2 separate regions of the Mus musculus genome follow, and region 2 is linked to region 1. Evidence: chromatin contacts called from ENCODE Hi-C or POLR2A ChIA-PET data. All regions are on one chromosome and are shown on one strand. The core of a region is the stretch at or near the end of the contact, and the rest is flanking DNA. Distances in the headings are between cores, read along the strand shown. Region 1 holds the start of Gimap9 (GTPase, IMAP family member 9). Region 2 holds the start of Gimap7 (GTPase, IMAP family member 7).

The links. A loop is a pair of places that touch in the nucleus more often than their neighbours do. ChIA-PET counts read pairs that join two places held with the same protein, here RNA polymerase II (POLR2A).
Region 2: a map of regulatory T cell shows a loop between it and region 1 (2.0-fold over the local background). The contact joins the promoter of Gimap7 here to the promoter of Gimap9 in region 1. A Hi-C loop is called at or near these places in 2 of 37 maps with a recorded cell type or tissue (left cerebral cortex and regulatory T cell). POLR2A ChIA-PET finds 5 or more read pairs at or near these places in 2 of 5 experiments (Patski and embryonic stem cell).

What each region holds. Positions count from the first base shown.
Region 1 is chr6:48,674,687-48,679,225 of GRCm38, forward strand. Gimap9 (GTPase, IMAP family member 9) reads left to right here and starts at 1,449. Exons shown (of 2, transcript NM_174960.2): 1 at 1,449-1,568; 2 at 2,756-4,018. The coding sequence starts at 2,795. The coding sequence ends at 3,670. It overlaps Gm46958 (a long non-coding RNA gene), which reads right to left and starts at 2,123. Exons shown (of 2, transcript XR_001785233.2): 1 at 1,849-2,123; 2 at 1,146-1,338.
Region 2 is chr6:48,716,385-48,720,962 of GRCm38, forward strand. Gimap7 (GTPase, IMAP family member 7) reads left to right here and starts at 2,237. Exons shown (of 2, transcript NM_146167.3): 1 at 2,237-2,317.

The sequences.
Region 1 (4,539 bases), core at 199-2,698:
GAAACCCTGTCTCAAAAAACCAAAAAAAAAAAAAAAAAAAAAAAAAAAAAGAACAAGGGAGGAAACACCTAATTTGCATATGCAGACTTGACTGAAGTCAGGCAAATGTTAAGCCAGTTCTCTGGCAGGGAATCAGAAGCTTAACTGATTCTTAACTTAAAAAGTTGAGTAGGCCCATGCCTGATTTGGGTAGGGAGCAGCCACCCTCCTGCCCAGCTCTCTGAGAGAAGTCCAGGGTATGGGCAATGCTCTACCTACCATCTCTTGTCTGCCTTGGGAACCAACAATCTTGAGACAACTCCAACTGTTGAGGTATCTAGCTTCAAGGACTGAGTAATTACCAGGTTCTCAGCTTTCAGTTCAAGGTCATCCTCCACACACTGTGAGTTCAACTGTAGGTTGGGCTACCTGAGACTGTAATTGTTAGCATTCTGTCTAAACTCCACCCCACAATTCCCTGACAACAGCCAGGTAGGCCTCACCCACTATAAAAGGGGCTGCTTGCCCCCTTCTCCCGCTCTTGCTCTTCTCTTCTTGCTATCTGCTCCCTTGTCCCTTCCCCATTCCATCCCCTCGCCCCTGCCCCGCTCTCTCCACATGCCCATGGCTGGCCTTTACTTCTGTACTCTCTAACCCCTCTGCGTTTCTCTGCTTCTTCTACCCTCTTGACTTCCCTCCCCATGCCCTGAATAAACTCTATTCTATATTATACCGTCGTGTGGCTGGTCCCTCAGGAACAAGTGATGCCTTGGAATGGGACTGCTGGGACAACTCCTCCCATACCTCACTACACCTTCCATAGAGCATATCCCTCCTTCTCTCGTTATCTTTTTATAAACACATCAGTAATCTAAAAAAAAAAAAAAAAAAAAAAAACCAAACAATAATAATAAAAAAATATTTAGAAACGTTTGGCATTATAATAGACATACAGAGAAAAGGCTTCAACTTGACAGAGCTGAAGCACCTATTAAATTACAAGAAAATATTTCTGTTTCTTTAAAAGCAAATGGTTTCTTCATTGGCTCCTGTTGTAAGCCGGCCCGCGGCCTACATGAACGGGGTGCACCTGGGAGGCAGGCTGGGGCTGAAAGAGACTTAGACTGTGAGAAAAGATAATGAAGCCAAGACAAAAATTTCTCTGATCAGGCCCGCGAGTTGAGTTTACTAAGAGAGTGTGCTTATAAGGGGGAAGGCCCATCCCCACTGCCAGTTCATTCTCCGTGCCTGGAGCCATTCTGTCAGCACGCGGTCGCCAGGAATGTCTCAGGAAGACAGGTTCAGCCTCTGAGCAGGTAGCAGAAGAGCAGGGCAGTTGTCTCTTCAAAAGGAGCCAGCCTAGTCAGAAAGTTGCACCGCAGGTGGCCCCACCTCCGAGGCAACAAGGTCTGTACCCGCCCGCTTCAGGCTGGGGGGGGGGGGGGGGGAAGCTACAATTGGCTCCACCCATAGAACTTCCTGTCAGGGAATGAGGGAAGTTTTACTTCATAGTTCAGTAGAAAACTTGAACCAGGTCAAATTGGTTCCTTGGAGAGATCCTGAACTCTCATTAACTGTTGCAGAAGAAGGTGAGTCTGGCTGGAAGAGACCTGGAGCGAGGGAGCTGTGAGAGGGAGGGCGAATGGAGCATCTATGGGGGTGGAAGTATTGTGTCTGCACAGGGAGGAAGCTGCTGGGGGGAGGGGTGGAGGCTAAGAGATATAAGGAGATGAACTGATGCGTTGCAGTGTGTCTGTGGGGAAGGTCACAGAGGGCCTGGTGCCCTTTATAGAAAGTTCTGTGTCCCCCAAGGCAGGTTCGTTAGAGTTGGGAGAGAACTCAGATCATGTTTAATTCATTTTTTCTTACCTCAATGTGCTGACTCCTCTTAATTGTACAACAGACAGATTTGCATGTGTGGCTGTGTGACCCTTGGCTTGACGGAGGGCTGCTGAAGCCACAGTGTAGTCTAGGGGCTCCGAGTCTTGTTTTGCATCTTGTCTGTTGCTTTCTCTTTATTATGTCTCTGTAGTACACTCTGAGGTGAAGTGGTGACACTTCTGCCAGTTCTTTTGTTATGCAGGATTGTTTTAACTGTCTTGGGGGTTTTGTTTCATGTTTATTAACATGATAAGTGAGCATATTTCTGGCTTCAGTGTGATATTTAACTGTAATAATTAACATATTAACTGTGTACCAGTCAAAGCAGGGGAGATGAACAATTCCTCTCTCTCCCTCTCTCTCTCTCTCCCTCCCTCCCTTCCTCCCCCCTCCCCCCTCCCCCTCCCCCTCTCTCTTTGGTCTGAGATAGGGGTTCTCTGTATAGCCTTGCCTGTCCTGAAACTCACTCTATAGACCAGGCTGGCCTTGAACTCACTGAGATCCTACCTGCCCCTGCCTTCCTTACACTTTCTTTATGTTTGAGTCCTTGAATGCCTCTCCTAGGTCGTCATAAAATATATAGTAAGCTGTTGACCTCTATAGTCATCCTGGGCTTTCAGGTATTTGGCACAGTAACGATTTGGGCGCACTCATTTCCCAGACCTGGCATTGGGCATGAGCCAGGAACATCTGTTCCAATATTGGCATGAAGGCGGTAGCAGGACTAGAGACAGCCTGTCCATGCCATCAGGAACAGCCTAAATGATATCCAGATCATCAGCCTTTTAAAACTATAGAACACTGCAAAATTTCAGGAGAAAAGGAAAAAAAGAAAGGATCGGGAGTGCTTTCCATTTGTCTAATAGGTAATTTTCCTCTCTTCTCCTTCCTTAAGATCTGTGCATTCAGATCTTTAGAGTCAGCTTGCCTTGACATGGCTGGCCAGGGAGACACTGAAGTGAGGATCATTCTGGTAGGGAAGACTGGAAATGGGAAGAGTGCTACAGCCAACACCATCCTCGGGAGACGTCAATTTGATTCTAAGATTTGTGCCAATGCTGTTACCAAGACCTGCCAGAGAGCATACAGGGAGTGGAAGGGGAAAAACCTTGTTGTAGTCGACACTCCTGGGCTCTTTGACACCAAGGAGACCATGAAAACCACATGTTTCGAGATCAGCCGCTGCGTTCTCTACTCCTGCCCTGGGCCTCACGCCATTATTCTGGTTTTGCGACTGGACCGTTACACTGAAGAAGAGCAGAAAACGGTCGCTCTGATCAAGGGTCTTTTTGGGGAGGCAGCCCTGAAGTACATGATCATCTTGTTTACTCACAAAGAAGACCTTGAGGATCAGAGCCTTGATAATTTTGTAAGTGATGCGGGTGAAAAGCTCAATAATATTATCTCCCAGTGTGGGAAGCGTTACTTGGCCTTTAATAACAAAGCAGCTCTGGATGAGCAAGAAAATCAAGTGCAGCAGCTGATAGAACTGACAGAGAAAATGGTGGCCCAAAATGGCGGATCCTACTTTTCTGACAAGATATATAAGGACATAGATAGCAGGCTGAACCATTGTCTAGAGGAACTGAAGGAGACTTATGCTCAGCAACTCACTAGTGAAATCGAAAGAATAGAAAAGGAATATGCTGCTAAATTAGAAAAAGGAAAGGCGGCACAAATTGTTTTTGCACAGAGAAATCATGATGAAAAATTAAGAAATTTGAAGGAAAAGGCTGAAGAGACTGTATTTATGTATATTTTCCAAAAGATAAAAGAAATTCTTTCAAAACTTTGGGACGAGTTGTGGTAAATTTTATTTATTTATTTTTATTAACGACATTTGTTTTTGACAATTTCATACAAGCACACATATAATGTGTTCTGAATATATTAATGACTTGCTTGGTGCTGGGAGCCATGGCCTCAGCCATTGCCTTGTGGACATTTTCTAGCTTACATAAACAATCCTGACAGAACATTCGTGGTCATAACAGGAAGAATGTGGGTAAAGAGGACACTGTGACCGTTGTTTCCAGAACCTCAAGATTGCCACCTGACCTTCAGAGCGATCCCAGACTCTTCCCCCATCCCCTGAAGCCTCCTCTTGCTTATGCTCATATTGCTACTCCTGAATAAAGGTTTTCAGAGCTTGATCAGTATGATTGACTTCTTGTCCCTCCCACTCTCTCACTACCTTTTCCTGGGTCCTCGCTGATGATCCCTGTAGGTGGGGGGGGGGGGGCAGCTTGGTGTGTTGGCATTGTAGTTTATAGAGTTTGGTTAAGACTAATGATGTCTTTTCTTCCCCAGCAGTCTACATAGCAACTTCCAGCAACATGAAAAGGGAGGAAGCTTCCAGCCCAGTTCCCGCCTGATTTCTTCATATAGTACAGTGTGTAGAGTGTTTAGCAATAGGGTGGGTATAGCAAGTTCTGGTGGGTTCTTTATAATTTGACATGATTTATTAATGTAGTATATTGTATTTTCTGAAGATGGTTACGGTGACATGTTACATTCCCTGACTGATTGAAGCATAATTGATAAATAAAATTGCTTGCTTCTCATGTGGACATTGTGGCATATATGTGTGTGCCTGTATACATGTATATGTATGTAAGTATGTGTAAATAATTAAACCAAGGTAATTAATAGTCATGAGCCCCATGCCCAACTGACTTT
Region 2 (4,578 bases), core at 987-3,486, 42 kb after region 1:
CTCTTCAGCATCTTTTCTGCTTCTATATAATTGTTTCTTTTTTCCCTAGTTGAATGTCATCAGAGTTTTTATCGAGATTATGCTTTTTGGAGGTTTCTTTCCATAATGTTGCAATTTTGACAGAATTAGTTCTGCCAATCTATGAGTGTAAGAGGTCTTTCTCTCTTCAGTATCCATGTTAATATCTTCACTGCCTTAAAGGTTTGTTTCTTTCCTTGACTGTTTGCAAGGTTTTTTATCTCTATGGTCAGGGAACCAGTTTAGCTTGGTTGTGATTATTCCTGTTTTGTCAAAAAGAAATATAGTTTGACCATCTATTTAGATGCTTCTATGGCTTGCATATAATTTAAATGTCTCCCAAAGGTTTATGCACTGGAAGTTTGGTTCTTGGTGTGATGGTGCTACCAGGTAAGAACATTTAAAAGATAAAGCTGACTATGGATCCTGCAATCTACAATACCATCCTGAGAGGCAAAGTGTGTCTTCTGATGCAGTAGAGGCATGATTGTTATTGGGGCAACCAAGTCTGTTCTCCTTGGATTTGAGGCCCATTCCATATGAGGAAGCCCATGCCTGGTACAGTTTACCTGGTTCAGAGCCCTTGGCTGACAAAGTCATAAGTCTCCAGGGGAAAGCTTCTACTAGTATTTTCCTAAGTGGTAATGTTATCCAGTTGTCTTCTCAATGCAGAGTTATATCCACAGTTACATCCTCAGTAACAGAAATTTCTATTTTCTGGCAACAGTTAGCATAGATAGATTCATAACTGGTCAACGTGTCAAGAATGAGAAATAATGGGATTCATAGCCCTAAATGGGACAGCTTTGTCACGCCTTCCAAGGCTCATGGAATGAGGCAGAAAGAATATAAGAGCCAGAGGATGGTATGACCTTTACACTCTTGAATCCCTGCAGCTCTGTATTCCTGTACAAACCTGAAGAATGCTGGACTCATCATATTTCATCATGGGTGGGGGAAGGGCCTATGAGTCTCACTTCTCCCTAAAGAACTAACGGCAGCAAGTGGTTGCTAGAAGAGAAGGGTATAATTTTCTTCAGTGAAATAGTTGTCAAAACTACAGAAAATAAGCCACATCCATGCAAGCAACCCTAATTGAACTCTATATCATACACAATGAGAAAATATGAAACTGGGAGGGGGACTTAGAGAGAGTTAGAAGGGTTTCACTGAGAGAAGAAGCAGGATAAGAGGGTACTGGAGAGGTAAGAACAACTAAGTGTGTGTGTGTGTGTGTGTGTGTGTGTGTGTGTGTGCATCTTGTAAATAAAAGGAAGGGGGAGGTAACTCCTCATGGAAGGTTTTAAGTCTACTTCTGGGTATACACTACCATAAATAAATAAGGACAGCAAGCTAGTTGTTATGTAGACATTTAAATCAGTCACAAATAGAGCCACCTTTTCAAAAGATTAAAATAATTACCCTGCATGATGTAGCCATGACAGTTACCCTAGACTATCTCAAGTACCACAGCCTGAGTAATGCTAAGCCTGGACCCTCCCCCAAAGTGAGCCCTCAGCTTTTCACCAACACAGAGAAGAGAAGCAGACAGAACTTTCTGACGCTCCTAGGGTGAGTGCATAGCTAACAGGCTGTTACATGCAGATATGCAGGTGCACAATGTAATTAGGATGGCTTCTAGGATCAAGACTTCTAAGACACTGAAGTAAAAGAAGACACAGGGATGTAATAAGTGTCAAGAAGACCAGAGAGTCAGCTCAGTTGAAGTGTGGTAGCTAAGGTGGAATTCTAGCTATATCCCAAATTGGCACCAAAGAATGTGCCTTTATATCTCCATGCTGACCAATCATTGATCAGGAGCTACCTGGGCACAGGGGATGATCTTTCAGGAGGTTACAGTTCAGCTAAGAGTGATCCTCAAGGGTGGCTAGAGATGGCACATGCTTCGCTGAGCCCCCTCAGTGTTGAGTACTCCTCTCAGTTTGGAGATTAGGGCCACACTCCTGCAAAGAGGAGCAGCATGCAGTCCTGCAGCAGATGATGGAGTGTCCTAAGCAACATGTGGACCACTGAACGGTCTTCAGAGCCAACACCATCAAACAAAAGCACTGGCTGTGACTTGACATCACAGCAAGCCCAAGAAGGAAGGGATTCACCTAGGGCTAAACTGAAGCATCCACCACAACAGGGGACTGTTTCCTCTGTTCTTCAAACTGAAACTGTTCACACTGGCCCCGCCCTCCAGTTTCTGTGCTCAGGGTTTGCAGAAAGGCAGCTAGAGTCCTGGTGCAGTCAGATTCTTTGAAGAAGGTGTGAGAACTCAAAGGCCCTGCAGGAGGTAAGCTGGGTGAATGCCACAGAGCATGCCGGGTAGGGGATGGGGGTGGTGAGCATGGTGCACTCCAGCCATTCTGTACATGATGTTGAGAGATCCTGGAAGGCTTCTGTGACTGCTTAGCATGAGGTCCATCATCTCATGGATGACAGGAAATACTTGCTTGATGTGTGACCTCTACCCATGTCATTAGAAGCTGTTGCCTGAAAACCCAGCACTTTTCCTTAAAATTCCCCGCTGTCCCTGAGGCAGATCTTCAGAACCAGGAGGCAGGTCACCAAGTATAAATGTGCCCTAACTCCCTTCAGCTCCCCATATCAAATCTCAGTGCTCTGAGGACCATCAGCATGGACAGGATTGAAGTCCTGCTGTTGACTCTACATTTAGGTCCACCTTATGCTTCCCAGGAAAGAGGCTATGATCCTTAACGTTTGAGGGTTGGAGTGAAGGATGGGAGCTCTGGAACTAGGATGTGACCTGCAGAAGGACCTGTGTATCTGTAATTCTGACTGAGCCTAGGAACTTTGCAGTCTGGGGTTTCTTCTTTCATGATGCCGAGGACTCTAATAAAGGACCATTTGCACTCTGGGTCAGTACTCTGCCACTGAGCGGTGGCTCCAGCTCTGTATGGATTTCCTGCACACAATTGGCATTTCACGGCAAAAAACTTAGTCCTGAGTGGTGGTTATACTTAGCACTGCAAATGATCTTTACAGAACTGCCCTGTGCAGTTCCCAGGACCACCCTGATGGGCTGGTTGCACTCTCGGGTGAGAGTCGAGGGAATTGAATCGGATGGGGCTTCAGAGATTCTCAAGAATGGTCCAGGCCCTGACCTATCCCTGCACCCTTCTGAAGCACTTTCTCTGTTCGTGTCTCAGTTCCAGGTTCTCTGAGTGTCCTGGAACCTCTTTAGACTGGTGTGAGATGAGTATTTCTGATTCTTGTCTCTCAAGATTGTCTTGTCAGTATGAAAAAAAGAAAAAAAAATCCAACTGAGAGATGGGCGGTCCTCACCTGGCATGATGTCCTCACCTGGCATGCTTAGGGCAGCTTGTCTCCAGCTTCACTTCCTGGGGGATGGGCTGTCCTCTCCCCTCCTGTTCCAGGTGGCACACCTGCTGAGATGTTTACTGGCCTTTAGAATCGTGACCAGAGGATGAGGCAGGAAGGTTATAAGGGGTGTGGTGGAGTTAGAGGGTCTTGGTCTCCAGTCCCTGCACTGGGCAGTGTGAGTACAGGCATGGGGGTGGTGTTTGGACTTGTTGGAACCTATACCTATCAAATTAGAAAGAAATGGACTCTCCATCCTTAAGTCTTTATGTGGAGAAAATACTCCCATAAAACATGCATTTGTGCTGAAGCAACACATAGTGAGCTGTACTTAGAAAATGCATACACAAACCTTAACTTGCTACTGGAGAAAATACTACATGGCTACAGAGAAGGTGAGGCCAGAGAGTAGAGGATAGCAACTCCTGGACATCAGGTTTAGTGCTTATCCTAGCCTACTGCTTGTTGCACACCGCCCCCCTCCCCCCATCCCCGGGATTGTTTTAAAGCTGATAGTAGACATCTCACATATAGTTTCATGTGCAACTGCATCTGTCTTTTTGTGCCCAACATAAAGAGCCATTTTTATCCACTCAGGATGTCAGGCGCAGTGTCATCTTCAGTTGGATGAAACACCCACCATCAGCCCTCAGGTTTCTTGCACACGTCACAAAGCATTCACAGCCGATTTAGTTTGACTTAGGATGCAGAGCTGAGTGTGAGGATCACAGGTCATTTCATATCCTTTCTAGTGAGAAGTGTGGGCCTGGCACTCACCCAGGATTCCCTGATTCCATGGAGTTGAATAGTACTGAGGACTGCCTGCTCAGGAGAGGGAGCCATGGCTGCTAGGAGGGAGAATGGCATTGTTTGTCGTGTGTGTGTGTGTGTGTGTGTGTGTGTGTGTGTGTCTGCATTTCCAGCATACACACAGGTGATAATTTGAGGATGTAAAAATATCAACATGGTTCTTAGGTTTATTATTATTATTATTATTATTATAAAAATTTCCAGTCACTTCTACATTATCTCTGGGTTTGTTTGTTTGTTTGTTTGTTTTCTACACACTTCAGATATCTTCAGTGAACTTGGTTTGTTTAAAGACACATGGATATACACACTCTTGCTTCACTTTATATTTGATTTGGAGAATTGATTTTCCAATGTATGCTTGTTATAAAACCATAATTCATATTTACATCATTCCAAAGT